Linked DNA regions of Homo sapiens: region 2 is linked to region 1. A link is a loop called in an ENCODE intact Hi-C map of the cell type or tissue named here. Cell type or tissue: sigmoid colon. All regions are shown on one strand. Each heading gives the region's core, and the rest is flanking DNA. Links, peaks and the distances in the headings are about the cores only.

Region 1 (16,279 bases), core at 5,365-13,364:
TGGTGAGAGAGTCATGAGGATTAGGAAAGTTCTGCTGTTTGTTTTCAACTCCCCATTCAGTCCTCTTTTTAGAAGTCTCTCTTCATTTTCCCCATCTCAGATGCCCAGTTTCTGTTTGCTGCCCTCTGGCACAGCATCCTGTAAACATTTTCTCTACCATTTACAAATGTCGGTTGTTGATTCGCTAACTAGATTGAGTTAGTCTTCTTAATATCTCCCTCTTAATATCCCTTGGTGAGGAATCTGTAGTCTTTAGAATACAGTATAAGCTTGTTAAGACTTGTAAGGTACTCCATGATTTAGTCTCTCCCAGTCTTCTCAGCCTGCATCTATTGAGATGATCATATAGTTTTTCTTTTTTAGTCTGTTACTATGGTAAGTTAGATTGATTTTCAAACGTTAACCCAACCATACATTTTTAGGATGAACCCTACTTGGTCGTGATCTGTTATCCTCTTTTTTATTGTGGTGATATATACATATATATGAAATAAAATTTGCCATTGCAGCCATTTTAAGTATACAATTCAGTGGCATTAGCTGGTTATCCACTACTTCCAAAAATTTTCAACACCCCAAACAGAAACTCTATAGCATTAAGCACCCCATTCTTCTCTCTTCCCCCAGCCCCTGATAACCTCTAATCTACTGTCTGTCTCCACGAATTTGCCTATTTTAGCTATTTCATATAAATAGAATTATACAATATTTGTCATTTTGTGTCTGACTTATTTCATTGAGCATAGTGTTTTCATGGTTCATCCATGTTGTATCAGAGCTTGTTCCCTTTTGTGGCTGGATAATAGTCCCTTGTGTCCGTATACCACAGTTTGTTTATCTGTTCATCTGTTGATGGACACTTGGGTTGTTTGTGTCTATTGGCTATTGTAAATAATGCTGCAGTGAGTGACTGTTGCTGTACAGGTATCTGTTTGAGGCCCTGCTTTCAGTTCCTTTGCATGTATACCTAGGAGTAGAATTGCTGGTCATGTGGTAATTTTATGTTTAGCTCTTTGCGAAGCCACCAAACTGTTTTTCACAGCAGCTACACCATTTTAAATTCCCAGCAGCAATGTATGAGGGTTCCAGTTTTTCCACATCCTCACCAACACTTGTCATTTTCACAAAAAATTAAAGCAATTTCATTATCCTTTCCCTTCCCCCTTTTTTTGAGACAGGGTCTTGCTCCCTTGCCAGACTGGAGTGCAGTTGCGCAATTATAGTTCAGTGTAGCTTCAAACTCCTGGGCTCAAGTGATCCTCCTGCCTCAGCCTCCTTTGTAGCTGGGACTACAGGTGCATGCCACCAGACTTGGCTATTTTTTTTTTTTCCTTTTTTTGTAGAGATGGGGCCTCATTATGTTGCTCAGGCTGGTCTTGAACTCCTGGCTTCAGGCAATTCTCCTGGCCTGGCACCCCAAAGTGTTGGGATTACAGGCATGAGCCACCATGCCTAGCCTCATTATCCTTTTATATATTAGAGGATTTAGTTTGCTAACATTTTCTTAAGAATTTTTGCTTCTAGGTTCATGAAGGATATTGGTCTGTAGTTATATGTACTTGCAGTGTCTTTGTTTGGTTTTGGTAACATGGTAATGTTATTGGGAAATGTTCCTTTTTTATTTTCTGGATGAATTTGTATAGAATTGGTATTATTTCTTCTTTAAATGTTTGATAGAATTCACTAGCAAGGCTATATGGGTCTAGAGTTTTCTTGGTTGAAAAGTTTTAACTAAGAATTTAATTTCTTTACTATTTATAGTTATTTTAAAAAGAAAAAGTATTTATGGCTATTCTGATTATCTTTTTTCTTTCTTTTAACTTTTAATTTGAAATAATTACAGATTTACAAAATGTTTCAAATAAATACACAGGGAGACTCTGAGCACGCTTCAACCATCCTCCCTCAATATTAATATCTTGCATAACTGTAGTATAGTATCATACTAGGAATCAAGGTTGACACAGTCCACAAAGCTTATTCAGACCTCTACAGTTGTATATTTACTCATTTGTGTATGCGTGTATATAGTTGTATGCAATTTTATGCCTGAAGCTCATATTAGCTCCATCTCTAAGTGTCCACTTCCTCTGGGGTGAGTGGGGATAGGGAGGGAGGGAGAGGGGCCACTGAGGGACTGGCAACACTCCAGCATGTGGTGTTGGGGTCCATGGGCAACTTCAAGGCAGGTCTTGTGTAACCACGAACTTTGTGTAACCATCACTGTAATCAAGATACAGAACTGCATCATCACCCTGAGTCTCCCTTGTCTACTCCTTCCTTTATACTCATACCTACCCCTCTCCTATCTGTAACCCCTGGAAACAGATTCATTTCTATAATTTTGTTATTTCAAGAATGTTATATAAATGGAATCATACAGTATGTAACCTTTTGAGATTGGCTTTTTTCACTCAGCATAATTCCCTTGAGGTTCATCAAAGTCTGTTGCATATTCCTTTTTATTGCTAAGTAATAGTCCTTAGTATGGATGTGCTACAGTTTGTTTAACCATTCACCTGCTGAAGGACATTTGAATAGTTTCCAGTTTTTGACGGTTACTGATAAAGCTGCTATGAACGTTTGTGTACAAGTTTCTGTGTGAACATAAGTTATCATTTCTTTGGGATAAATGCCCAAGAGTACAACGACTGGGTCATGTAATAAGTCAATTTTAGTTTTAAAATAAACTGCCAAGCTAATTTCCAGAGTGGCTGTACTATTGTACATGCCCACCAACAGTGTAGGAGTGATCTGTTTTCTCCATATCATCACCAGCATTTGGTATTGCTACTATTTTTTATTTTAGCCTTTCTGATTGATGATACTTCATTGCGATATTAATTCACATTTCCCCAAAGCCTAATGATGTTGGTCATCTTTTCATGGGCTTATTTGCCATTGTGTATCTTCTTCTGTGAAAAGTCTATTCATGTATTTTGCCCATCTTCTAAATGAATTTTTTAAGGTTGAGTTTTAGACATTCTTTGTATGTTTTAGATACAAATTCTTTGTCAGATATGTGATTTGCAGTCATTTTTCTCAGCCTGTAATTGTCTTTTTAATAATTAACAGGATCTTTTGCAGAGAAAAAGTTTTAAATTTTGATGAAGTCCAGCTTAACAATTTTTCCTTTTTATCTGTTTTGTTTTGAATGAGCTTTGGTGTTTGTTGAACTTCTTGGATCTGTAGGTTGGTAGTTTTTGTCATGTTTAGAAATACTTCACCTCTTTTTTCTGCTTTTGGAAAGCAGAAAAAAAAAGTATTAAGAATGCTTAATACTCTCTCACAGGTCATTGAGGCTCTGTTCATTTTTTCCTTGAGCATTTTTTTAATCTTTTATTTTGGATAGTTCCTATTACTATGCCTTTACTGATTTTTTTCTTCGGCAGTATCTGATCTGCTGTTAATTCTATCTATTGCATTTTTCATTTTAGGTATTGTATTTTTCATCTGTAGAGGTTCCATTTGGGTCATTTAAAATATATCTTTCAGGCACCAGGCATGGTGACTCACGCCTGTAATCACAGTGACTTCAGAGGCTGAGGTTGGAGGATTGCTTGAGGCCAGGAGTTCGAGACCAGCCTGGGGAACGCAGTGAGACCCTATTTCTAAAAAAATAAAATAAAATAAATAAAAAATCTTTCATTTTTCTCATCATGTTTATGTATTTCTCTACCCTGTTAGACATGTAGAACATATTTATATGATTCTTGTCTGCTAGTTGTATCATTTCTGGGGCATATTTTCGCAGATTTTATATGCCCATTAACTTTTAACTGGTTGCAAGACATTATGGATTTAGGTGACTTCTTTAAATAGTGTTCGCTTTGTTCTGGCATGCAGTTAAGTTGCTTGAAATCAGATGAAGCCTTTTGAGACTTGCTTTTAAGCTTAAGTAGGGCAGGTCTGGAGCAGTCTTTAGTCTAGGGATAATTTATCTCTGTTGTCAAGATGAAACCCTTCTGAAAATTCTACTTGCTGCCCTGTGTATTAAGATATCTTTCCTCTCTGTCTGGCAGGAATAGGAATTGTTCCCAAATCCTGTATGAGATCTGGGCGTTGTTCTGTCTTTTTCTTGCAAGGCTGTTTTCCTTCCTCTCCCACCCCCAACACGAGCCTTGGATAGTTTTTTTAAAATTAATTTTTAATTTTAAAATTAATTAATTAATTAATTTATTTTTTAAAATTAAAATTTAATTTTAATTTAAATTTTTTAAAATTAAAATTTAATTTTAATTTAAATTTTTTAAAATTAAAATTTAATTTTAATTTAAATTTTTTAAAATTAAAATTTAATTTTAATTTAAATTTTTTTAAAATTTTTTTTTTATTGTGGTAAAATACATATAAAATTGACATTTTAACCTTTTTTTTTTTTTGAGACTGGGTCTCGCTCTGTCGCCCAGGCTGGAGTGCAGTGGCGCGATCTTGGGTCACTGCAAGCTCCGCCTCCCGGGTTCACACCATTCTCCTGCCTCAGCCTGCTGAGTAGCTGGGACTACAGGCACCCGCCACCACGCCTGGCTAATTTTTTGTATTTTTAGTAGAAACAAGGTTTCACCGTGTTAGCCAGGATGGTCTCGATCTCCTGACCTCGTGATCCACCCGCCTCAGCCTCCCAAAGTGTTGGGATTACAGGCGTGAGCCACCATGCCTGGCCCCATTTTAACCATTTTTAAGTGTATAATTAAGTGACAGTAATTACATTCACAATTTGTTATAACCATCATCACTATTTCCAAAACATTTTTATCACCCCAAACAGAAACTCTTAAACTTTACTAGTAACTCCTTATTCTCCCCTCGCCTATCCCTAGTAAACTTGAATTTACTTTCCATCTCTATGAATTTGCTTATTCTAGATATTTCATATAAGTGGAATCATACAATGTTTGTTCTTTTGTATCTGGCTTATTCTAGTTAGCGTGCTGTTTTCAAGGTTTTTCCAACTTAGGTAGTTTTGGCCTCACATATGCTTGTATCAGCTCTTAGCCGAGACTCATGTGCATGCTCCTGCAGATTTCGGAAGCTGTCTTTTGTGCAGCTCTTACCCTCAACTAAGCTAAACTGCTGGGCTTTTGGGGAATTTGCTGCATTCTGGAAACTGCTTCTATGTGTTAAACTGGTGCAATCATGGAACTCATCATGTTTGCTTTCCCTCTCCCAGGTATTACAGTGCTGTGTCTTGTGTGATGGTCCAAAAACCATTGTATCATGTATTTTGTCCAGTTTTCTAGCAGTTTATGGCAGAAGGGTGAGATCTGTCCCCCGTTACTCTATCTTGATCAGAAGCAGAACTGTCCTCTGTGTCTGTGTGTGTGTGTAACAGCTTTTACTGAGATGTAATTGCCATGCAATAAACTACCTATGCTTAAAGTGTACAATTTGATTTTTATATATGTGCACATCCATGAAACTGCCAGACAATGAAGATAGTGAACATATCCATCACCCCCCCAAAATTCCCTTATGTCCGTTTTAATGTCTCCATCCTGCCTCTCTCGGCCCTCCTCTGCATTCTCAGGTAACCTCTGAATGCTTTTCTGTCACTGTAGATTAGTTTGCATTTTCTATGTAAATGGAATCATACAGTACTACGTGTGTGCACCCATAACTTACTCATTTTTATTGCTGAGTGGTGTTGCATTGTGTGGGTATACCACCATCGATTTATCCATTCACATGTTGTTGGACATTCATTTGGGTTGTTTCTAGTTTTTGACTACTACAAACAAAGCTGTTATATATTTGGATAAGGCTTTTTGTAGACATATGTATTTATTTTTCTTTGGTGATTACCTAAGATTGGAGTTATTCATTCATAGGATAGATTACATGTTTACCTTATAGAAAAGCTGTTTTCCAAAGTGGTTTTATCATTTTACATTCCCGCCATCAACAAATGAGGGTTCTTGTTGCAAGAACCTTACATCCTTCCCTAATATTTGGTTTTGTCAGTCTTTTAAACTTTAATCTTTCTGGACGATGTGTAGGGATGTCTCATTGTGGTTTTAACTTACATTTATCTAATGATTAATAATTTTTTGAAAATTTTATCTATTAATTGAACACTCATATATCCTTTATAAAGTATCTGTTCTTTTGCCTATTTTTTTGAAAACAGGTTGTCTTTTTATTTTTGAGTTGTAGGAATTCTAATTTTGGATACAAGTTTTTTTTAGATATATGTATTGTGAATATTTTCTCCCAGTCCGTGGCTTGCCTATTCGTTTTCTTTTATTTATCTATTTATTTATTTTTTTGAGACAGGGTCTCACTCTGTTGCCCAGGCTGGAGTGCAGTGGCACAATTACGGCTCACTGTAGCCTTGGGCTCAAGTGATTCTCCCATCTCAGCCTCCCGAGTAGCTGAGACCACAGGAGTGTGCCACCATGCCTGGCTAATTTTTGTATTTTTTGTAGAGATGGGGTTTTGCCATGTTGCCTAGGGTAGTCTTGAATTCCTGGGCTCAAGTGATCTGCCTGCCTTGGCCTCCCAAAGTGCTGGGGTTACCAGTGTGAGCCACCATTCCTGGCCACCTATTGATTTTCTTAATGGTGTCTTTTGAGGAGTAGAAGTCTTACATTTTGATGAAGTCTAATTTATCAGTTTTTCTCTTATGGCTAATGTTTTCTGTGTTCTTTCTAAGAAATCTTTAACTTACCTGAAAGTCATAAAAACATTCTGTGTTTTCTTCTAGAAGTTTTTAGTTTTAGCTTTTGCATTTGTGTGTATGATCTATTTCAAGTTAATGTCTGTGGGTGGTGTGAGATAGGAGTTGAAGTTCAGTTTCTTTTTTCCCTTATGGATATACAGCTGTTTCAGCACCATTTGTTGAAGACTTTTCTTGTGTTGTTGAATTGCTTTGCCAGCCTTGTCAAAAATCAGTTGACTTCTGTTTTCATTGATTTGTCTATTCTTATACCAATACCAAAGTGTCTTGATTACTGTGGCTTGATAGTGAGTCTTAAAACAAGGTAGTGTGAGTCTTCCAATTTTGTTATTTTTCAAGATTGTTCTGGCTTTTCTGGGACCTTTGCCTTTACTGATGCATGCTAGTATCACTTTGCCAATTTCTATAAACTGTGCAGCCAGATTGAGAATCATAGAATAAACCTTGGTAAATTCATGCCTTGTGATGTTTTTAAGAAGTCATTTTGGGGACCTTCTCCAGATAATATTCCTTGGGAGCACTGGGCTTTATTCTATTTGAATGTCTATGTCTTATAACTCCTAAAAAGGAAATTTATACTATACATACTTTTCCTTAGGTCTTTGCCTAGGTACATAGTTTCCTTGTCATCTTTAGTGTCTTTGGTGGAACTGAATTGTTACTGTTCCAATCTTAATAATATAAATGTTGCTTTAGTACAAGAAAAATAAGAAGGTAATATAGCACATAATCCATTAAGGTCTGTCTACAAAGGATATGTAAGGGAATAAGACTTTTTCTCTGTAGTATCAGAATCAATCTTCCTTCTGCTGCATTATATTTCCTAGACAGTTATTAGGGAAATGTTCAGGGCCACAGTTTTATGGAACTGTACTTAGTGAAGTATCAAATACTATAATAAATAGCTTTCTTGCTTTTATATTTCCAGATAAACTCAAGCTTTCAAAAAACTTCAAACGTCTAATTTTTGCTGTTATCTTGAAATACATGCTTTAATAGCACCACACTTATTGATGACTTTTAATAGCAGAGCGAATTATGTTACAATATGTCTGATGCTTTCTAGAAGTTGTCTGACCATACTGTGGTATTCATTTTTGTAATTGTTTTTGAGTTGTGGTTTTACATATATAATTCATTATCCACGATTTATGATCCCAGTTACATAAATCAGTTCTTTTTAGTCTCTTGTAGTAAATACATGTAAATGTTATGAATAATACTTTGGAGGAACTTTTATGCCATTTTAATGAGTTCATGTTTACATTGAATAACTGAATTGCAACTTGGAGTGTTCCCAGAATAGAAAATGTGAATTACTAAAATGAATTTGGGTACTTCAGGACTGTGATGGAAGGAACTAAGAACTGTATTTTATTTAGTGATCATATTGTTTTATGATAAAAACAAGCTATTTTTCTCTGGATGGCAATTATTTTGTACTAAGGAAGTACCTTGGAATTATAGACCATCTTTCAATTTTATGCACATTCCTGTAAGCTGAAAATAATTGCTGATTTGGATTTTCCTTGGAAAAAGAGGTGGAGACTATATTATTAACTTTGTAGGGAGGCATTTTTTAGTCATTAGTCAGATATATTGCTGTAGAAGCCGTTGAATATTGTTTTTAAAAGTTCAGAATCTTGTAATATAAGCCCAAAGAATAAGTTAATTATAGAAAAGTGCTACATTGTATGACTCAGATAATCTGAGACTGATGACTAATTTAGTGTGTAGCTAGGTGCTAAATGTAAAAGGAGTTCAAAGCCTGGAAAGACCCACATGGACTGGAGCTGTTAGTTTGTTTTTGGTTTAAAGGATAGAATCTGGTGTTATTCATCATGCCCATATTGGGACAATGAAAAGACTTCCCAGTATTTCCTACAAAAGGTTACCCAGGTGTAGTTATGTGCTTCTGATTTTCCCCGTTCCTCTGTTTATATAGGCATAGCTCATATATTTTGGGAAATGGGAGGAATAGCTGTATTGGTGCTATATTGGTTTGTTATAGCCAATCCCTAAAGAAATGTGTTCCTGTAAAGACTCTTTTGTTTTTCTTTATATTCTCTGAAATTATTATTTGCCTCCAGCCATAATTTCTTGCAGCCACAAATAGTAATAACTAATAATATTATAGCACTGAACTGTGTACCTTACTGTGTTCTAGATATGTTTCATATTTTGACTAATTTGATCTTCATGATAACCCCATGTGGTAGGTAATATTCACTTTTTCATTTTACAGATGGGGAGCCAGATAAACGTTACATAACTAGAAAGTGGCAGAGGTGAGCTCTGAACCAGAGTCTCTACTGTTAACCCTAGTCTATGCTTGAATTGACTTAAGAAGTAAATTTTATTAGTAATGTTTTAAACATTGTTATTATTATTATTATTTTGAGACAGGGTCTCACTCTGTCACCCAGGCTGGAATGCAATGGCTCGATCTTGGATCACTGCAACCTCTACCTCCTGGGCTCAAGCAGTCCTCCCACCTCAGCCTCCCGAGTAGCTGGGACCACAGGCACACACAACCACCCCAGCTAATTTTTTAGTATTTTCAGTAGAGTTGGGGTTTCACCATGTTGCCCAGGCTTGTCTCAAACCCTCCCACAGTGCTAGGATTACAGGCATGAGCCGCCACGCCCAGCCTTAAACATTATTTTAACAATGTCATAGGTTCGACAGTTATAACTGTATTAAAGTCCTGAGAAGCTCACTCAGTAATTTAAAAAATTTCCACTAGAGGTCAGTCTATCACTTGGCAATATAAATATTTGCTGCTTTCTTAGTGCAAAATTTCATTTACTAAATTAAAGAAGTATGCTGTGGAAGAGACTTGGGTAGCAGAATAGATTTTGAATTGGAAACATAATAAAAAGTCATCTTTATAGTAGTAAAAGCATGTATGACTATTACAAGATGCAATATTGGTTCAATTGACTGTTTGCAGAATTTAGTCAAGATATCCTATGAGATGCTATCTGGCACAGGAAAGGCTAATGACCCTGATCTTTAGTTGTTGCCTCTAAATGAACCACACATTAAACATTAGACCAATTTTGTGTTACTAGTACTTCAGATTCTTTTTCTTGACTCATTTAATTTAGTCAAGGACTTAAAATATACCTGGAGAGTAATGAAATAGTGAAAATATTGAGTGTTTACTAAGAGATATTCTGATAATTTTAAGACAATGTGGGTCTAAGATTGTTTAAAAAGTAGCCTAGAGGCTTTTATTTCTCAACTCTCACGTTTTGGAGATAACAAGGAGTTGAATTAAGATGCAGAAACTGAGGGTCTATTTAGAAGCTGCATTTTGAGGTAACTTCTTTGCTTGTAAATGCAGTCATATTTTGGAAGGATAAAATATAATTAATTAACTAGAGTCTTAACTTGGAAGGATTAAATATAGTTGGAGAGTCTAGCATGGTCCTGAGTATAAAGTTATTAATCAGTTGACCAATGATGTTATTTATATGTAAATAATGATTTTGGCTTCTGTAGGTTAAATAAAGCCTTTTAGGCAGCCTTCAAACTAACTGAAACAATCTGACTTGACTTCAGATTTGTCACACTGGAAATGAATGGCAACATGCGGAACAGGCCAGGACAGGGAGGGAAGTTACACAGGAGGGATGGGTCGGCAGAGTTTGTAAGTTTGGATGGGTAATAACTTAACCCAGGGGATTGTTGGTGGAGGAACGAGGGAGTCCTGTAGCTAGAGATAGGCAGAAGCAGACAGGATATTTGGGTTCTAGGTAAGCAAGGTGCATCTAAGACCTAAGAAGTCTTCAGAGGCAGCAGAGACGAACAAATGAACGTGAAGGTGAGAGTTAATGATTTCTAATGGTACCTATCCCTTACTGTGTACTTATTTATGTGCCAGGCACTGTGCTAAGAGCTTTATGTACATTATCTCTTTTTCTCCTTATCATAATCTTGTGAGGTAGGTTCTAATCCCTTTTCACAGACAAGATGACTGAGGCTGAATGAGTTTCAATAACTTGCCTTCAGTCGTAGAACTTGTAAATGGCAGAACTGATATTTGAACTCGGGGCTTATGACTCCGGCTGTGAAACTCTGTTATCGGATGCAGAAGGTATTTCTTTTTTTGCCCCAGTTTTATGCTGCCTGCAATGTAGAGATGGCCATAGGCTTATATCCAATGGGAAATTAACCCCATGGGTAAACCCCAATTACAACAAAAGCAGAGAGTTACAACTTCCAGGGAGATGGGGGTTGGTATTTTTGTTAAAAATGTGAAGTTTTTTAACCTTTGACTATAAATCATGGTGAAAAACCTATATCCTCCATGTAGCGCTGATTAGATGGTGGCGAATCCATCTCCTGTACTTTCACTACTTTGTTATTTTTTTTTCCTCTTTTCTAAAATCCACTAATTATCTTACTAGGTGTTCTCTCTGTTGGCTTGGTTTCTCATAAATGACACTCCCGGAGATGCCCTCTCAAGGGCTTTCTAGAGTCATAATAGGAAGAGTAGTGGGCAAACCTAAAAGGAAGTTTAGGGATCACTAATTTGGTCTGTCAGTGTACTTTTGTCACTTTATTTTTACACCTGCAGGCAGCAGTGCTTCTGAGACCTTTTAGTCCTTTAAAGATAGCTTTGATCCTAGATCTCTTTCTGCTTAGGATATGTTTTTGAAGGGATGAGGACAGAATGTCAGCTTTCTTCTCCTAAAGGCACCGGTTGTTGAATTTCCCCTGTAATCTGGGACTTTCATCATTTCCTCCATGTTGATGGTGGCGCTAGACCTGGGGAATAGCATTTATCTTTTGTTTTTTGACCTAAGTGACAGGTTAATGGTGAAAGGTCCATCAGCTAAGAATGCTTTTAATAAGGCCCTCTTTTTTGTGGTTTAGCCAGGGTCCATCTGTGGTTAACTGCAAAAAGTATTTCCCAAGTTCCTTCAGTCTTTTCTTCTGAAGTTGCTTGAAGGTGATACTTAGGAAGAGTACATTCACATGCTATACAAGGGCAAGCAAATGGAAAGTTCTCTTTCTATATCTTTTTATCTCTTGGGTGAAACTTTGATTTATTTTGACAAAATAATACAGAATTCTTAACCTAGCAGTATAAAGTAACACCAGATTCACAAGGGGCAAACTCTTCTCAGCAGAGCAGGCTCAGCAGAATTGCGTAAGGCCAGAGTGCCTGCTTTCTTCCATAAGGCTTTGGGATTAAATTTATTCATCTCTGTTTTTAATCCATCAATGCCCAAAGTCATCTGTCTCTTCTATTTGCTATTTCATAGAGAAGGAAGCCATTTGATGGGAATTTCCTAAATTCCCTACAACCAAATCTATATACTTACTTCCACCTGTTAGCATCCATCTTCTTCAGATAGCTTTCCAGCTGGCCTGCCTGCTACTTTACACTCTTGATTCTCTTACATCCTGCCCCTAAAGTCATATTTTACAAATAAAAATCTGATTATGCCACTCCGCTCCTGAAAAAGTGTTTATTTGCATGCTTGTAGGATAGAGCCTCAGATCTTTAACATACCTTATGAGGCCCTATAGATATTGCTCCTTGTCTACCTCACCATCTTTGACTGACAGCAATGTAGCTCTTTTTTTTCCCCACAGTTCAGCCATACTGGTCCCTTTTAATTTCCTCAAATCTGCCAGGTTTCTTCCTGGCTCCTCTTTTTGGAATGCATTCCTCACTTTCCCTGGCCAACTGATTGCTGTCCTTCAGGTCACTGCTTGTGTTACTCTTTCTGGGAAATCCCAATATAGTCATACCTCTTGTAATTATTAAGTTAGTGACATTATTTTCCAGGTGTTTTTATTACCAGGAAATTCAGTTCTCACTCTTGAGGACTCTTCCTTCACTTTGTGTATTATGTAAGAACTGGGGGTTCCAAAGGGTTAGTCTCATGTACCATGTGGAGGGTGAACTTGAAATCCGAAAAGTACAATATAGCTGTTGCTGATAAAGACTGTTGCTATTGAAGAATGGTCCTGCACAGCCCAAAGGGACTGATTATTTATGATGACCTGCCCAAGATGTAGAAGTTATATTTTACATTCATATACCTACAGACTTACGTTCATACACTTAGTCATTGTTTCTCAAAGCATAATTTTGTGTCATGGTGGTTATAGGCTGGGTTAGAGTCACCCTTCCTCATGATCCCCTGGGCTGGATTGAGCTTGGGACACCAACCCAGACAGCTCCTGCCTAGTGAGTATTCTTTTGGTGCCATTTGTATCCCTTCTTGCCAGAAGATTTTGGTCAGGGCAATGTTAGGTTTACTCCAACAGCTAACTTTGAATCCCAAGGAACACTCCCAGAAGGCCTATGGGTATCCCAAGAAAAAAGATAGTTATTTCTAGGTTGTATGCCCAAGGAAGGCCCTACTTACCCAGATACAGGGTACTTACTCATTTTTGCAATCTGTCACTATGGGAGGCGACTTAAGTGACTCTTCACAAAATAAAGTGAGCTTCAAGGAGACTTTTGCCTCTCCTTGAACTGAGAAGCAACTCAGAGATTCTTTAGCTAGAATAATCTAATCCATAACACTTGGGGACTCTAATCTCTGCTTAAACAGCTACCCCTTTACTTACTTATTGATCTGCTATTCTTGTGATTTTTAAAAATAGTAATAGTCTGTTTTCCCCACTATAATGTAAGCTCCAAGAGGGTAGGAACTATTTCTGTCTTCTTCATTGCTGTATCTTCAGTGCCTCCCAAAGTGCCTTGCAGATAGTTAATATCCTATGCATATTTGATGAATGAATGAACTTTAAGTTTTCCAAAGTAGAATTGTAATAGTAACTATTACTTCTAAGAATGCAGAAGATATTCAGAAAAGTAAAGCCATACTAACCATATTCCTTATCATGAAACTAATTGAGAATCAACAAATAGAATGAAAAGCAAACAAAAAAAAAATCTGTGAAACTAGGAAATGGCTCAGTTCCTAGCTATGGACTAGAATCTAAGAGTATAATGAAATATGGATGAAATCAAAGGGGATGCTAAATTCTGTTATACACTGTTTAGACTGTAAACAGAGTGCAGATTTCACTGAAAGTGGGGGGCCATGAGTATCCCATCCTGTAAGGTTTTCGTGTTGGGACACGCCATGGGAAAACCTGGAAAATCCCCAAGGAAGCCAGTGCAATATCTCAAAATGGAGACAGAGAGAAAGAAAGAGAGAGAGAGAGGAGAGAGAGACAAGAGGACAGTATCTTTTGATTTCTAACCTGCAGTGAAGTGGAGAGGAAGAAAGAAGAAATGACAATGAGCTATGTAGCAGTTAACTGAATCAAATGAACATAAATGAATAACTAATAAATTAGCAAACCAAAGCTAGTTAACTGCTTTACTCTAAGCATGCAGAATGAAGTACATTTCAGATTAAGAATTATTTTAGTAAACAAATTCTTGAAAAATACATCTGTATTCACTTAAAGAAATTGAAGGGGAACATAGAATTTTTAGAAATTGGAGTTAAGGAAAGCAAGGCAATCCCTCTCTGGTGGTCAGTCATAGGATGTGAGGCTTTATAGCTGTTGGCAGCCATGTTCTGTGCCTTGTGGGAGAAATTGGTCTGTCTATGATACTGACAGCCAAGCCAACACATTGAAGCAGAAATAAGAGACAAAAGAAAAATAGCCCTAGTTGAGATAAGCAGTCCTGGTGGCGTTCAAGTCTGTGGTTCCAGTTATCCCTCAGGCTCAGTTACACTTTATACATTTCCTAAAGTTATATGAGGTACTGCATTGTCTTTCTGATAAATTCTTTTTATCTAAACTATTTCAAGTTAGGCTTATGCCATAGGCTTTCAACTAGGAATTCTGTATGATATGTAGATAATACAGGCAGAGAAGATCCAACATATGTGTTATTGGTGTGCCTGATAGAGAGTAGAACGAATGGACAATAATTTCAAATATATCATGGGGAAAAGACCACCAGAGATTAAACGGATTAGTAATCTGCAGATTCAAAGAACACAGAATTCTAAAAGAACTGAAACAGGATGATCAATATCAAATAAGTATGTAACAGTAAAGTTACTTGTGCTTCAAGATTAAAAAAAAGAATCGCCAAGCATCCAGACAGGAAAAGCAAGTCACCGAAAGGGGGAAAATGAGACTGGCTTCTGACATCATGGTAATAGCCAAAGCCAGGAGGCAGTTGAACAGTGTCTGAGTTTTGGTGGAATGTGTGTAGGCAGGGAATAGTGTGACCCACAGATTTAATACCTGGTCAAGCTCTTATTTATGCATAAAGATAACAACCAATATTCTCAAACATTCAAGGACCTAGTCCCTGAAGAAATGCCTCATGAGTAAAATTAATCATCTAAGTGATAAATAAAAAGAACTTGGGAATGAAGAAGCAGAGATAGGAAGGGGTTGATAGGGCATATGGAATCTATTTAAAAATAGACCAAGTAAAGTCTGAATAACTGCGTTGTATGAAAACAGAAGAAAATGTAAAGGCTCTAAAATTAATGTTGAATAAAGGATTTATGTAACAGATATAAAGAGGGGAAGGGAGAATAGGTAGAGGTTTGTAAAAGAGTTTGAACTCCCATTTATCTTCGTGGAGAGAGAGTCAGTAGATAACAGCCTGTAGTTGATGAATCTGCTAGTCTCAGTTGAAATCTAGGCACTGCCACATAGCAGCTATGCATTCTCAGATGAGTTTAATTCTCATAAGTAGCTGTAGAATCTTCATCTGTGTCTTGGAGGTAATGATACTACTAACCTACTAGGGTTGTTGTGAAGATTAAATACAATAATGTGTGTCAGGTACTTAGAACAGTGCCTGGCCTGAAGTAAGCATTCAGTAAAAATTACCAATTGTTTATTATTATTTTAAGGCAAAAACATGGGCAGATAATTTTATAATCTTGGGGCAGAGAAGGCCTTTCTAAGCATAACTCTCAACCTAGTGACCACAAAAGAAAAGATTAATTATTTGATTTCATAAAAACTAAAAGCTTTTACATGACAAAATCACCATGATAAGAATCAATGAACAAATACCCAAGTGGGGGAGAATAATTGCAATATGTTTGACAGAAGGAGGATTGATATCATTAATATTTAGGGATCACTGATAAGTCAACAAGAAAAAGATGAGAAAAAATCAGTATGAACAGATATTTTACAGAAAAAAAATTTGAAAAAATACTTAGCCTCATTTATAATTAAGGAGGTAGAAATTAAAATAAGATGCTATTTTTCATTTATCAAATTGAGAAAGATGAAAAAGTTCAAAAATATCTAATGACAGAATGTGGTAAAATGCACTCTCATATCCTTTCTTGAGGGCAGTCTGACATTTATCAAAATAATAAATGCTCACACATTTATCTCTGCAGTGCTACTGCTAAGAGTGTATTCTACAAATATATTCATCTTAGTATACAAAGATATATGTAAAAGGTTATTGCATATAGCATCATTTGTAATAGAAACCATTTGGAAGCAATTTACTTGACTATTGATATGGACTTGTTAAATAATTTAGAATGCTTATATATATTGGAATATTATATAGCCATTAAAACAAAAGAGGTGTAAATATATATATGGATAATGAAAAAATGGTTA
Region 2 (16,279 bases), core at 5,543-13,542, 180 kb after region 1:
TTAATCATGGGGATGTACTATCTATTTAAGAAATAAATAACTAAAATTACAAAAAAATTTGGCTGAGGAAAATCATTTTCTTATCTTACTACAAAATAAAACAGAAATATCATATTTCTACACCAAAGCAACTAAACATTGTTTAGTTTTCTTTTTCCTTCCACTTTGCCAGAAGACTTTAATAATGATCTCAAGATATTGTATCCAAGAAGAAAATACCAGCATCTGTAGCGTTTTTGGGAAAAAGAAAAATATTCTACATCAATAATTCTGTTCACAGAGACTGTTTCTGAGTATTTCTTCCTGGTGACTGCAACTCCTGAAACTACTATAATGACTCAATTACATTAACAAATGAAGCAGTAAAGAAGAATGGAACCATTAAGCCAGATATGAATATAAGCACATTAAAGGAAAATGAATCTTTATTCCTGCTCGATAGAATATTAGTTGTAGTGGACATGTTGAAAACTACTTCCTCAACAACTTGGATGATAACTCAAAATCCAAGTAGAAATGTCAAAAGACAGAAGGTTACACTTAGATTCACCTTTTAATAGCATTTGTATGTAAAGGTAATTAAATTTTATGAATTGAAATTTTAAAGATAGGGTGTATATCTTAGAGACCAGCACTGTACTAAACAAAGCAACTTGTTCTCAGCCAGATGCTCTAACATCAGGGGTGTTGTATCCTCACCTTATCACTGAACATAAGGAGTTTTCGATAAAAATACAACCTATGTGAGGGAATACTAAAGAATTTTAAATATTTTCTACCTCTTAAAAGAACACACAGAAATAACCCAGAAGTTTGCTTAGGGGGGAAAAGAACTAAAGAAAATGACCTTTTTACATTTCAAATTTTATAGAAATTAAAATTTTAAGGTACAAAATGATTTTTAAGTGTTACCTGCTCAAGAATTAGCATATACTGGTTATAAAATCAGACACGAGTGATGTTCTGAAGAGGCACACTTTAAAGGCTTTCTTCAGCAAGCAAACATCAGGTGGATTTTCTTTCTTGAAATATAGGTGCCAAAAGTCTTACAGGACCCAGAGTTTTATTGCAGCCCTGGAAAGTCATGGATTCACTAGGCAAACATATATTAAGTGCTACTACTGAATATTAAACGTGGTCATTACATCACAAGAACCTGAATGATCAAAGAAACACTGCATTTATTTTGTGTTACACACCATCTTATCACACTCTTTGAAAATTGTTAACCTGATTTTTAACCCAAGTGTGCTGTGACTTTCAGGTAACCAGAGTATTAAACCTGTGAGCTCTTTCCTCGATCATTCTCTGTAAACCAGAGCTTCCCTATCTCTACCCCAGTGGCTGGGCCCCTGTGCTGCTTTGTGGGTCTCCTGAGACAATCTCTACTCTTTTAGAACTCTATGCTCCAGCTTCACTTAATTAAAAGTGATCACTTTAAAAATGGGCCTAACGTCAAAACAGACCCTGCTTCCCTCATGACAGCAGGATTCAAGACCACTTCTTCCTTTACTGTGGAATGAGGCGACCTGAGAAAATACAATTGCCTGTTAAAACTCCATCTGCTTGTTTTCTACTTTAAAGCTCACATAGTACTTTCATGGCCACCCTTTCTCTTCATTCTTATGGTAAGCTCTTGTGGCAAATGTGCAAATATTATTTGCTTCCACTTAAGGGCAAGGAATAGAGAGGCTCAAAGAGGTCTACAGGCCTGCCTGAGTAGTGTGACTGGGATTAGAAGCCAGTCTCTGGAATTAATGTGGGAAGATAGTGGGGATGTGAGTGTGGGCCTTATGTAGCACTTCATACACAGATTAGAAAGAATAATTATATTGTACTTATCAGGGTATCCATACAAATGTCAGAGCTTGTGTAGAAATCTGTAAAGATGAAGTGAGTACAATTATGTCTAAGCGGACTTCCCTGCACAAATGTTACCAGACATTTACTTACATTTTGGACGACAGAGGTTTCGAAATTGAGCCTGTAGAGTTTGCTCCACACCAAACATGAAACAATTCAGTTTTCTTAAAGGTGCAAAAGGATCTTTTGGCATTTAATAATAATTTTACAATATGACTAGTTTGGACCCTATATCTAGAGAGGGCTCCAACTTGCAAATCCTGGACAACTTTGTAGTTCCTTGCATCTTTGAATTGATGTGCATTGCTTTGTGTCTGAAAATTAATCAAGACCTTTTATTTGCAGTCTACTGCTTATGAAAAGCAATTTCCTGCAACCAGTAAGGACAACTTTGATATGTGCAGTTCAAGTTTCACATCTAGCAAACTCCTTCCAGCTGAAATCAAGGGAGAAATGGAGAAAACCCCTGTGACTCCAAGCCAAGGAACAGCAACCAAGTACCCTGCTAAATCCGGCGCCCTGTCCAGAACCAAAAAGAAACTCTAAGGTTCCCTCCAGTGTTGGACAGTACAAAAACAAAGCTGCTCTTGTTAGCACTTTGATGAGGGGGTAGGAGGGGAAGAAGACAGCCCTATGCTGAGCTTGTAGCCTTTTAGCTCCACAGAGCCCCGCCATGTGTTTGCACCAGCTTAAAATTGAAGCTGCTTATCTCCAAAGCAGCATAAGCTGCACATGGCATTAAAGGACAGCCACCAGTAGGCTTGGCAGTGGGCTGCAGTGGAAATCAACTCAAGATGTACACGAAGGTTTTTTAGGGGGGCAGATACCTTCAATTTAAGGCTGTGGGCACACTTGCTCATTTTTACTTCAAATTCTTATGTTTAGGCACAGCTATTTATAGGGGAAAACAAGAGGCCAAATATAGTAATGGAGGTGCCAAATAATTATGTGCACTTTGCACTAGAAGACTTTGTTAGAAAATTACTAATAAACTTGCCATACGTATTACAGCAGAAGTGCTTCAGTCATTCACATGTGTTCGTGAGATTTTAGGTTGCTATAGATTGTTTAAGACAGCTTATTTTAAATGTAGAAAAATAGGAGATTTTGTAACTGCTTGCCATTAACTTGCTGCTAAATTCCCAATGTATTGATTAAATCAATAAAAAACAGATGTTACTCAGCACATTAATTTTTATGTTAACAAGAGGTGAATATAATAAGGTCCTCTAAGCCTTTATGCAAATTATAAGTTTGTTCTACTGCTGCAATGGTAGGCACACATCTTTGGGGAAGATCATGAAGCAAGAAACAGGGGACCATACCTCATTTCTCTTAGCTTTATAGACATCTCCTTTCCACCTGGGTAACTAATTTTGCCAGTTGAAGTCAAACTGGTTGAATAGCTACTTTCCTTTGCTTCCAAAGCAAATTCTAAAGAAAGAATTTGCAATTGCTTTTACCTTCATAAAGTCATAACCTAGTTCCATTCCAACCCCCCATGGAACTGTCAGGTCTCCAAAATGGCCCACATCTGGCCAGCTGAGCATATACTAGTTGCATTTAAATCCACTTGGTAACTAAAAATAGTACGTGTGCTTCTTGCAGTTAGTTTAGAAGACACTATTGTGATTCCGAATGAGTCAAAGATAGCACTGGCCTGTGTTGCCCCACGTGGTTCTGCCAGTATTTTCTTAGTACCTTCAGTGTGCTTTCCTTGGGGGAACCTGCTGGCCAAGGCATATCTAGTGGAAATTGTCTGTATTTTATTTTAAACTGTCATTAACATAGCTGCTTCAAGATCTTTCTCCCTTCTTGATGTCTAGTTCCAGTCGTATCATAAGCCCATAAACCATATCCTGAGCTTTAAGCTTTCTCTCAGGGTTTAGTAAGCCAGTCTTTAAAGGGCGTGTTCTGTTCACCTGATGAGAACTCTGGCTTCATTAGCTAAGTGGAGCCTTCCCTTCCCTAGTAGTCTCAAAGGCAGATGTGTGCACTGCAGTTCCGTCACCTCCGGCGGGGAGAAGCAGGGACCTAGTGCACGGTGGCTGCTTGTCTCCTTGCAGAAAAGCCTAACCAAGATGGTGGCTTTGATTCTGCCTATTCCCTGGGCTTGAAAATGAAATATTCTGTATATTAAAAATACTCTTACTTTCACAGTGATATTCTTTTGGGATTAGAAGATCCTATTGTTAGATAGAGTACTATCCACACTTCTCTTGGCCCTAAAAATTAGCGATTCTGCTCAGTAAGCTTGAGCAAAGGTCCAGAACTAACCACTAACTAAAAGATGAAGTCATTTTATAACACGTTAGTGTGTCTTCACCTATTCCCACCTCACACCAGGCAAGGCCAGCCACCCTGCCTGTCATATGATGCATTCTATTAACGCCCCTCCATCGAGGTGTTCATTTGATTTGTAGGAGTCATTTTAATAGAAATTTAGCTCACTCTTTCTAGAGAGAATTTCCACATCATTTTTGTGTTACTTAGTGGTATTTTTGTTACTTCGTTGTGTAGAACACACTTGGACCAGGCCATGTCTGAGCTTTGTTTCCAACAGATGTGCCTCTTTAAGGTCTGGGGATATATGGCCTTCCTTCCTCCATTTGCTTTCACAGCTGTGAAAAAAGGGCGCTCTTCCATTTCAGATTGACTTTCAATGACTGATAGGCCAACTCGAAGGCACCAATAACAAACACTGTGACACCTCCTGTGCTCCATAGCATGGGGAGCTGGGTTTTGCTGTGATCCAGCGGGACATAGTCTGTCTAGGACAGCACAGCGCAGGTGTTATTTTCAAGGAATTCAAGTAGCGATCCGCATTCCAACTTGAGTGACAGATAAGGCAGGCAAAATATGATAAAAAGAGAGGAATGCAGGCAAGCTGGGGACAAATTCATTTGAGGAGAATAGAGGATGATATCAGAGAAGGCCTTACATCAGAGAAGGAAGGAAAATGGGGATATGTGGAGCAAAATGAAAATAAATTATAATTAATAAAGAAGACAGGATGACAACACATGGTTCTGCCAAAGCCGGAAGCCGGAGCGAGAGGAGGGAAGCACTGCTCATAGAATATTTGGTTGTTCCAGGCCAGTCTGAGGTAAAGTTAGCCCCCTCCCAGGGCCCGTACACAGGCAAACCTAGAAAAAGGCACAGGATGAGGAAACGAAGACCCAGGGAAATGGAAGCTGAGATTTTAAGAGTCAGCCACAAAGTTGTCCTTTCATTTTGAGTAGGAATGTTGTGTGGTGCTGCGGGGGTTGGGTGGGGGCCAGCCAAAAAAAATCAAAACATCTTGTGCTTATCACTGAAATGCTTTGTTTAAATAATTCTATTTGACTCCAAAATGTAAGTTCCAGGTTAGACAGATCAAAAGCAACCAGTCTTGAAAATGAAGCTTTTTAAATTCCAGCCGCGCTGTTGGAACAGAGAATAAAGGCTTTGTTTAAACATGCATTCCCAGCAGCAAGCAGAGCTTTGAAATTGGCCAGGGAAGTTGCGTCCTATAATGGCTGTGCTTGGCTAGAGACCAAGGAGCTGTGGCCTCTGGGAAATGACCCTGGGCTGGATATTTTCTATCTGCCCCTCCAGAACCACTCTGCCTGCTCTGCCGTCTCTGCCCAGAGAGGCTGATCTTCAGGTACTGCATTAACACACTCCCTGGGCTTCTGGATTCATTGGCATTCTGTCAATGAAGGCACCAAGGGGAGATGAGAGAAGGGGAGAGCCAGGTCCAGACGCTGACTCCCGAGTGCCTCCCTGCTCTGGGCCAGGCTGCTGGGCATTTGCTGCCTTCTTTGGTGGGCGTGGCTCCTGCCAGGCAGCCCTCTTACAGCTGTGTCCCCTGCCCTTGCAGGCCAAGACCAGCCTGTTGCCCTGGCTACTATGTCTTCCTTTGTGGGTTTTCCCAAACCCTCTCAGTGCCTTTATGAACAGTCTCTGTTAAATCCTCAGCTTCCGCATTTAAGTTTACCACCTGTCTTTGGCTGCAACTCAAGTGGTGGAGACCCTTTCCTTATCAGTGCTGCATTGTTCCTGACCCAAGGTAGTTTTGTCTCTGGCTGCCAGTCTCCTACCAAAGTACAGTAAAGGGCAAAAAAGATAAACGAGCTCTTCCTGACACAAAGAGATTCACCTGGGTGGTCACTAAGGGTTGGGGAGGGGCTGGTGGGGAGATGTTCCTGAGGTTGGGACCCAGGTAGGGCAGGATACCTGGAGCGTTGCCCGATACCGAACCTGAAATCTGAAATTGTCTGGGCTCAAGGTTTGGGAGCCTAAAGAATGCAACACTTCACTGTGACAGCCAACAGAACCTGGGAGGAGGCCACCCTACACTGGCTGCTTGCTGCCAATGAGAGACCAGGGAAGGGGCTTCCAGGGGACCCCGTGGAGCCCAGGAAGCACAGGAGACCTGAAGACAAGACGTCTCCTGGGCTTCGTGTTCGCTTCATCTCTACAAGCACTGAAATCACTTTACAAAAGCATTTTAAGGTAAAAGTTTTTACTATTCAAAGGTCTCACATCGTTCAGTTGTACTCTTCAGGATCCTGCATTTTTCTGAGTGAGCTGGCTGAGAACCGATTTTGATTTCTGTTCAGTACATTGTTATCACTTAATTCTCATTGGTGAGCCAATTTTCTTTGCCTTTGTTCTTCAAAGCGAGGCCGCATCTGCGGCTGTCTTGCATTTCTTGTGGCTGCCTTCTTCAGTCCCTGCTATAATCAGCTCAACTCTGTGCTTGCTGGGTCAGTTCTCCATATTTCCCTGAATAATCTGGGTCAGCCCTCAGAGGAGTGGTGGGGGTTCCCACCACTGCCCCATTGGGAAGATTAATAGGACTTTTGCAGTGTCACCATGGCACTCTCAGGACCTCCCCTTCCCTGTTGCCCAGTGCCATCCCAGGTACCTTAGCCAGATCCTGGACCTCCTCCTCCAAACATGCATCAGGTCCTGTCCTGGCCCAGAGAATGGGACTAGAGACGCCGTGCAGACCCTGTCTCCGTCCAGGCTTCTGCTGGTTCCTCTCCGAACTAGATCCTGTGGCATCTTCACACCATAACCAGGGCATTGATACAGGGGCCATAGAAGTCTCCCTGCCCTTTGGGGACCAAAACCTCCCTGTAGGCAAAATCCTGAAGCCAGGCTATTCTTTAGGAAAGCTCAGTCAGCACAAAAAGTTGTCTCCATCCCCAGGAGCAATTGCAAGGCTGGAGGAGTCAGCATTCCCATGTGACTGAAGGGTGGGGCGGGTGGGGTGGAAGATGGAGAGCAACTGACCCCCTCACTGGACCCTGAGGAAGATGCCCTTGCAGGGAGGTGGCAGCTGATATTTCCTGGTCCAAACACTGGCTTCCACTTAGTTACTAGAATCAAAGTCTTTTTGCAAGCTGGACTTTGAGCTATAATAGTGGATGGGATCCATTTTAACTAAAACCCCCTTTCAGAGTCATGATGTAACAGCAGCAACAGTTACAGAGCACTTATACATGCCAGACACCATTCTAAGCACGTTACGTGTATCAGTTCTTTCCATTCTTACCACGGCCTGTGAAGTTGATACCATTATTATCTCTACAGAGAAATGAATTAAGGCACAGAGAGATTAAGAACCAAGGTCTTAATGTCCAAGGTCTTGTGTCCAAGGTCACACAGCTAAGAAGTAGCAGAACGTAAACTGGAACCTGGCCAGTGTGCTCAAGTATCACTGTTGTACTATATGCCTCTCAAGATGTTCGTGTTTTTGCTCCCCTACTCTTTAGGCCTAAGCTACCGTGAAGTTTGATCCCAGAGTTTCAAAAGGCCGAGCAACTCACAAACACCTCTGTCTCCAGCAGGAGCCTAGAGTGATAATTTTGACAAGTTTGGGCTTGAGGTTTCAGAAGGGAGTGGAATTATTTTGCATGTTGACGAATTTGGTCGAGACTCAAGCACTATATCAGGGAAAGCTGCATTCTGAAGGACTTTGCGTGATAAAAGTAAGTTCTCAAGGCTTTAACTGGTCCTTTTGTCTGGAGCAGTCTTTAGAAGCCTTTGAATATGTTTTTAACCGAAGAGAGAAAAGAGGCTCCGTTCTTTCCTCAGGAATTCACAGGGACCGTCCTTTCTGTGCAGACATGACAGATCGATGCTTACCAGGAGCAAAGTGTGATTCCCATCTCAGGGCAGCTGGGGGTTAGAATCACTATCATGTTTCGATTTCCCACATCCCTTCATCAGGTGGTGTGAGCAGCTGTGCCGCTGAGCAGGTGGAGTTCAGATGTGGAGTCCACCTCCCCATCCTGCATTCCTCTAGCTTTTGCCATTGCTCACTTCTTTAGAGGACGGTTAGGCGCAGTGACGTTTTGTCCCTTTCACATTGACACCGTCCTGGTTCAGGGGGCAGCCATGTTCCCATAGGCTCCGCGGATTCTGTGGTGCAGGACGGGAGACGTCTGCTCTGGGCCTAAGCCAGCAGCGGGGGATGGTGCCACCTCCCCCTGGCTGCCCACCTCCCAGGCCACTGCCTGCCACTTGGTCCCAGGAGAAGAGAGGCAGTTCTTATTCAGGATCCTCATTGCTGTTTTGGAACTTTGGAAGAAAAGGCTTCTAGCTACCCAAAACCATGCAAATGGATAAATTTTTACAAGAGTTGTTTTTCTTCCAGAAGTAATTACCTGGTTGTAGCTTCAGTCCCTTGCCCCCATCAGCACAGAAATTAGTCATGAGACTATAGTCATTTAGCCACTTAAGTTTCATATCAACTTTCTGCTCACCAACTTTTTTATAGCAGTCCCTGACCAGGCTTCATTACTGTGTAGCCCAGCCCGTGTGAAATCTTGGCAGAAATGTCTTACCTGCAGTGATTCTGATTGCTTGGAGGGGAATAGTCTGACTACCACCAAAATCTTTTTCTTTTCCTGTATAAGATGACCAGCATCAGACCCCGTGGCACCAGCATGGACAGAGTTGTACAAAAGATGTTCATTAAGAACTGGATTGGCCGGGCGCGGTGGCTCACGCCTGTAATCCCAGCACTTTGGGAGGCCAAGGTGGGTGGATCACGAGGTCAGAGATCGAGACCATCCTGGCTAACATGGTGAAACCCTGTCTCTACTAAAAATACAAAAAATTAGCCGGGCGTGGTGGCGGGTGCCTGTAGTCCCAGCTACTCGGGAGGCTGAGGCAGGAGAATGGCGTGAACCCGGGAGGCGGAGCTTGCAGTGAGTGGAGATAGCGCCGCTGCACTCCAGCCTGGGCAAAAGAGCGAGACTCCATCTCAAAAAAAAAAAAAGGAACTGGATTGAGAGACTCAGTCATTCATTCAAGAAATAGTTGTTGGCCACCTACCATGTGCCAGGCACTGATAGGCGCTGGATATAAAACAATGTGAAAGGCAGTCAAAACCATTGCCCAACATAGGGAGCTTGTAGCCATGGGGGCACAGAGACAGATGATGGCCATCTATACAAATGCGTAAAATAATTATATATTGTGATTAGAGATAAGGCATTTCTATATAGAGTGCTATCATAGAGGATTACAGGATAGGAACCCTCTGGAAAGCCTCTCTAAGGAAGCCAACCGTGGGAAGAGCCGGGGAGGGATGTTTTAGGCAGAGGGAACAGGGGAAGAGCTTGATGGAGTCCAGGACTTGGCCCAAAGGCCAGGATGATCAGGGAAGGGGAGAGACAGGGGTCAGGTCCTGCAGGATTTAGGGGGCCACAGGAAGAAACCCTTTTATTCTAAATGCACTGGGAAGCCATTGAGGGCTCGACGTCTGATTATGTGTTTAAAGGATCCGTTTGTCTTCTGTGTAAATGAATTATGCAAAGTGGAACAAAAGTGGAACCAGGGAGATTAGTTAGAGGACATTGAATAAGATGGTGGCAGAGAAGATGGAGAGAAATGGATTGATATGAAATATGTTTTGGAAATCAAATTGATAGGATTCAGTGATGGATTAGAGGTGATGGTTGAAGAAGAATGGGTGAGGAGGCCAGGGATGACTTTGGCTTCAGTAACCAGATTGATGGTGGTGTCGCTTCCTGGGGAAGGCCAGGCCTGGGCTGGCAGTGGAATGAAGAGTTCTAGTGTAGGGTCCTGCCCTACAGGGCCTAGTGGTGTTCTCTTCATGTGTGGAGACGAGAGATTGTAGAAAAATAAGAGACAAGACTAAGAGTATGAAAGACAGCTGGGCCCAGGGGACCACTACCATGAATGCGCGGAGTCCGGTAGTGGCCCCAAATGGCTGGACGCACTGCTATTTATTGTATACAAGGCAAGGGGGCAGGGTAAGGAGAGTGAGTCATCTCAAGTGATTGATAAGGTCAAGCAAGTCACGTGTTTACAGGACAAGGGGCCCATCCCTTTGTGATCGCCGAAGCAGACAGGGAGGACAGCATACGTCAGCGTTTTTTCTACGCACTTATCAGAGAGATCAAACACTTTAATACTTTCACTATTTCTGCTACTGCTGTCTTCTAGGAAGTTAAAAGGAGGACCAGGTGTACAGGCGGAACATAAAAGTGAACAAGGAGCGTGACCACTGAAGCACAGCACCACAAGGAGACGTTTAAGCCTCCGGATGTCTGTGGGCAGGCCTGGCTAATGTCCGACCTCCCGCAAGAGGCTGGTGGAGCAGAGTGTTCTCTAACTCCTCCAAAGAAAGGGAGTTTCCCTTTCACGGTCTGCTAAGTAATGAGCGCCTTCCCAGGCACTGGCATTACCGCAAGACCATGGTGCCCTCCAGCGGCCCTTATCCGGACGTGACAGAGGGCTCACACTCTTGTCTTCTGGTCACTTCTCACAGTGTTCCTTCAGCTCCTGACTCTGCACTGGCTGGTTATTCCTTGGTTATAATAATAAAACAGATTAATACTAAAAACTAATTATTATGATTATCCATATATGATCATCTCTATATCCTATTTCTAGTATAACTTTTCTTATTCTAAATACTTTCTTTATTATATTGGAACAGCTTGTGCCTTCACTCTCTTGCCTCGGCACCTGGGTAACTTTCTGCCCACATCTAGCTGATCGTATGAAGTTTGAGATCTCTATCAGACCTCAAAGTGGAGATGACTACTTGAGATGGATTTAAGGGTTGGAGCAGATCAAGGTGGATAGAGAGAAAAGAGCCCTAAGGTGGAGAAGGATGTGAAGAGAGACCCAGAGTTAATAGCGAAACTGTGTGCAGAGGCTTCTGGGTGCCTGACAGGGCTCACAGAATCCAGGGAGACCTGGTATCAAGGCACCATCTTGGTCCACACAGCAAGTGTGTCTCCCTCACTCAAGGACTAGGCAGTGACTGTATTTTGGCAAGAAGAAGGATGAGAATGGAGTGGAATGACATGAAATGCCATTCGGAGAAATATCCCTGGGAGATGTGGCCAAATCTCCTTATCGCTTGATTAATTGAATCTGAATAGTGACAGTTTACAAGCCCTCAATAGCTAAATCATAATTCCATAGCCTTCCATTAGCAATAAATCAGAAAATGGTGGGCCAGGTATTTTGCTGAAACCCATATTTGCAGAATCCTGGACTGTCTGAACTGTTCCTTCAGCCCAACTCTTCCTCAGTGCAGAAGCTGCACCCACAGCCAGCTCCAGTGAGCTCCCACCTCTGATGACACGTTCCTGGGGTTGGGGGCTCCCTACCTCCCAAGGCAGATGAATTCCACTCTGGAAACACCTAAGTGTGAGAAAATTCTTCCTATCATCTGACACCTGCTGCTCACTGGCCCTTCTGGAGCTCTTTAAAGGCCTCTCCAGCTGCCACATCCAGCCCCTTGGGTTTGAAGGTAATTCCCACAGCCCTGTGTGCCTTCTTCAGGCTAAACATCCCCATGTCTCTTGGACTCTTCCTTAGTGACATGTTTCTAGGCCCTTCATTCTAGTTCATCTGGGTCTTTTTCCAAAATTGAAGTCAGACCTCCAAGTGTGGCCCGTCACCCCCAGTCCTCGGAACACTGTGCGTCTGTCACTGCAGTCCATTGTGTTCCTGTTAACAGGGATTCGTGGACAATCTAGTTTGAGTTTACCAGGACAGGCTTTAATGACAATGTGTCCCTGAAGCATGGTTATTTTCCTATCAGTGTCCTTGTGGTGGACTTTCAGTGACTGCTAAAGAGGCTTTTTGCAGTGTGTTGCCTGTGGGGAGCAACAGAGAGTGTGTTGAGTCAGCGCTCTGGGGTTGGGTCTGAGTCACAGAGCCCTGAGATTATCCAGGAAGACACACTCATTTTCCTTAAGTATCGGTCTTGCTAATTATCCACTGAGATATATGGGGAGGGAAGAAGGCACAAACCGAATTACAGGCCTGCTTGCCAGAGGATGCCTTAGTGGCTTAGCTCCTGCTGGGGTGGCGGTGGGAAACAGGAGAGGTTTGGCAACCTCACACAGGACCTGTCCTGGACCCTCCAAACAGGGTGAGCGCAGGTGTGGTCTGTGTCTGTGTAAGCTGCATGTCCCCACGCCTCCCGCCCACAGGCACTGGGGCACATTAACTTCTTTGCCTAAATGGAATGGCTCTGAGCCCTCTCTCCCCATGCTACTATCAGGAATCTGAGTCTTTTGCAGGGAAGACTCTGAGCGCCCTCCCCTGAACATCTCTGAGAATTCCCAGGAGTGTTCACACATGTCCTTGTCCACTTGTGGCTCTTTGCCTGAGGCAGAGGCTCAGATGCATCATTTCTGATGTCCTTGCCTCTCACTTTCATTTCCAGGGCTTCTGCTCCCCAGCTACCATCAGCGACTGTGCAGCCTCTGGTCAGCCAGGGGCTGTGGCGGCAGCTGCCCAGCAAGATGCCACATGTCCAGTGTGATGAGCGCCAGGCCCAAATCCCAAGTGTCACCCCAATGTAGCGTGACACAGCAGCCGGGCCCTGCGGTCCTCCGATGTTCCTCGCTGCAGGATGTCCCTTCATGTGGACTGACCTCGTGGAGTGGAGTGGATGTGGGTGGCAAGGGTGTGCTGGTACATAAGCCGTAGGATGTGGGGGTGGGGGCGAGGCAGGAGTTGGGAAGAGGTGTGGTGTGGGAGAGGCACGGTGCATACTGTGGTTACAGAGGGATATGGGTGGGAAGGAGGTCTCAGCAGAGATTGCTCTGGCCCTTCCCTTCTGGGTCTCAGAAGCTCCCCAGGTAATCCTGACATGCAACGTGTCTGTTTCCTATCTGGGCCCCAAACTAAAGGGATCTGTAGGCTATTTCCAAATTGCAAGGAACATAATGGAAAAAGCGTATCTGCCTATAGTGAAATGGCTCAGACCACACTCACCTAAAGTTTTTGGGTAATAAAATATTTCAAAACACAGAGCTCACAAAAGAAATAATGACAGGCATCGTTGGAGGTGTAAAGGGTGAGAGGTAGTCCAGCCCCTCACTGTACAGCAAGGCCCAGGGACAGGGTGTTCCAGCTGCTCGGTGCTCACTAGACCAGAAGCCAGGTGGGGTGTCGGCTACAAGTGGGGTGCTGGGTGCTAGGTGATCTCTCATGTTTCTGCATTCAGGATGTTCACTGTGGGATAAACCTTCCGCCTGTGGGATCCTTATTTGGGGATCAGGGCAGGCACAGGCTCTTGTGGCTTAGTCACTCACAGCCCCAGCAGCTGTCCCTGCTTTCATTCTCCGTGGGTCAACAGCAGGAGCCCTAACCCTTAGCCACAATGGAGTGGGGAAGGGGCAGCCAGGAGACTCTCGGCTGACAGATTACTTGGAATACCCCTTACTAATTATGTAGCAGTCCCCACAACTGCCTTTGCAAGTTAGATTTAAAATGAGGTGTGTTTTCTTAATTTTTTTTATTTTAATAGCTTGTGGGGTACAAGTGGTTTTTGGTTACACGGATGAATTGTACAGTGATGAAATCTGAGATTTGAGTGCACCCATCACCCGAGTAGTGTACATTGTACCCAATATGTAGGTTTTTATCCTTCGCCACCCAGCACTCCTTCTGAATCTCCATAGTCCATTATACCACTCTGTGTGCCTTTGCATATCCATATCTTAGCTCCCACCTGTAAGTGAGGACATAGGGTATTTGATTTTCCATTCCTGAGTTCCTTTACTTGGAATAGTGGCCTCCAGCTCCATCCAAATTGCTGCAAAAGACATTATTTCATTCTTTTTGATGGCTGAGTAGTGTGTATATATGTGTGTATAGTAGTGTGTATATGCCACGGTGTATATATACCACATTTTTAAAATGCACTCATTGGTTGATGGGCACTTAGGTTGGTTCCGTATCTTTGCAATTGTGAATTGTCCTGCAATAAACATACATGTGCAGGTGTCTTTTTGATACAATGATTTATTTTCCTTTGGGTAGATACCCAGTATTGAATTGAATGGTAGATCTACTTTTAGTTCTTTGTGAAATCTCCATACTGTTTTCCATAGGGGCCGTACTAATTTACATTCCAACCAGCAGTGTATAATTGTTCCCTTTTCACCACATGCCCACTTTTTTGACTTTTTAATAACAGCCATTTTTTTTTTTTTTTTTGAGAAGGAGTTTCACTCTTGTCAACCAGGCTGGAGTGCAATGGCATGATCTCGGCTCGCTGCAACCTCTGCCTCCCGGTTTCAAGTGATTCTCCTGCCTCAGCCTCCTGAGTAGCTGGGATTACAGGTGCCCATGACCATGCCAAGCTATTTTTTGTATTTTTAGTAGAGACGAGGTTTCACCATGTTGGCCAGGCTGGTCTTGAAGTCCTGAACTCAAGCAATCCACCCATCTCGGCCTCTCAAAGTGCTGGGACTACAGGCATGAACCACTGTGCCTGGCCAATAATGGCCGTTCTTAAGGCTCATATACTGTTGGTGGGAGTATACATTAGTTCAACCATTGTGGAAAACAGTGTGGTGATTCCTCAAAGACCCAAAAACACAAATACCATTCAACCCAGCAATCCCATTACTGGGTATATACCCAAAGGAATATAAATTTTTCTGTCATAAAGACACATGCACGTGTATGTTCATTGCAGGATTATTCACAATAGAAAAGACATGGAATCAACCTAAATGCCCATCGTTGGTAGAATGGATAAAGAAAATGTGGTATATAAACACCATGGAATACTATGGAGCCACAAAAATAAATGAGGTCACGTCCTTTGCAGGAATATGGATGGAGCTGGAGGCCATTATCCTTGGCAAACTAACACAGGAACAGAAAACCAAATACCACATGTCCTCACTTATAAGTGGGAGTTAAATGATGAGGACTTATGGATAGCACAAAGAGGGGAACCACAGACACGGGGGCCTATCAGAGGGTGAAGGGTGGGTGGAGGGAGAGGATCAGAAAAAATAACTAATGGGTACTAGGCTTAATATTGAAGTGACAAAATAATCTGTACAACAAAGCGCCCATGACACAAGTTTACCTATATCACAAACCTGCACATGTAACCCTGAACTTAAAAGTTAATTTTTAAAAAAAGGGCATTCTTCAAGAGTAATGTGGTACCTCATTGTGGTTCTAATTTGCATTTCCCTGTTGATTAGTGATGTTGAGCATTTTTTCATGTTTGTTGGCCATTTGTATATCTTCCTTTGAGAAATGTCTGTTCATGTCTTTTCCTACTTTTTGATAAGATTATTTGTTTTTTTCTTGCTAATCTGTTTGAGTTATTTGTAGATTCTAGATATTAGTTCTTCGTTTGATGCATAGTTTGCTAATATTTTCTCCCCTTCTGTGGGTTGTCTGTTTACTCTGATGATTATTTCTTCTGCTGTGCAGAAGCCTTTTAGTTTAATTAGGTCCCATTTATTTATTTTTGTTTTTGTTGCATTTACTTTGGGTTCTTAGTTATGAATTATTTGCCTAGGCCAATGTGCAGGAGAGTTTTTCCTAGGTTATCTTCTTGAGTTTTTATGGTTTCAGGTCTTAGATTCAAGTCTTTTGATCCGTCTTGAGTTGATTTTTATATAAGGTGAGAGATAGGGATCCAGTTTCATTGTTCTACATATGGCTAGCCAGTTTTCCCAGCACTATTTATTAGATAGGGTCTCCTTTCCCCAATTTATGTTTTTGTGTGTATTGTTGAAGACCAGTTGGTTTTAAGTATTTAGCTTTATTTCTGTGTTCTCTTTTCTGTTGCATTGGTCTACGTGTCTACTTTTATACTGGTACCACGCTGTTTTGGTAACCATAGCCTTGTAGTATAATTTGAAGTCTGGTAATGTGATGCCTCCAGATTTGTTCTTTTTGCTTAGGATTGCTTTGGGTACTTGGGACTTTTTTGGTTCCATGTGAATTTTAGGATTTTTTTTTTCTAACTCTGTGAAAAAAGATGTTGGTGTTAGGATAGGAATTGCACTGAATCTGTAGCTTACTTTCAGCAGTGATATAGTTTGGCTGTGTCCCCACTCAAACCTCATCTTGAATTATAGTTCCCATAATCCCCACATGTTGTGAG

Evidence for each region. A loop is a pair of places that touch in the nucleus more often than their neighbours do. Peaks named below come from ENCODE experiments on the same cell type or tissue, not always from the same donor. Only the 100,000 strongest peaks of a DNase experiment are listed, where the experiment ranks them.
Region 2: it touches region 1 in a loop (4-fold over the local background); 12 of 110 quality-filtered maps call a loop at or near these places.

What each region holds. Positions count from the first base shown.
Region 1 is chr11:8,559,936-8,576,214 of GRCh38, reverse strand. The region is part of intron 1 of STK33 (serine/threonine kinase 33); the gene reads left to right. Among named protein-coding and RNA genes, the nearest start is that of STK33, 26 kb to the left of the region's middle. RefSeq lists an enhancer at 9,219-9,298. In sigmoid colon, for the core only: a CTCF peak has its summit at 9,429 (motif pointing right); no DNase peak of the experiment used is centred there.
Region 2 is chr11:8,378,640-8,394,918 of GRCh38, reverse strand. It overlaps STK33 (serine/threonine kinase 33), which reads left to right. Exons shown (of 16, transcript NM_001352389.2): 16 at 2,209-3,049. The coding sequence ends at 2,409. Among named protein-coding and RNA genes, the nearest start is that of LMO1, 120 kb to the right of the region's middle. In sigmoid colon, for the core only: no CTCF peak of the experiment used is centred there; a DNase peak (open chromatin) is centred at 10,538; H3K4me3 peaks cover 233 bases.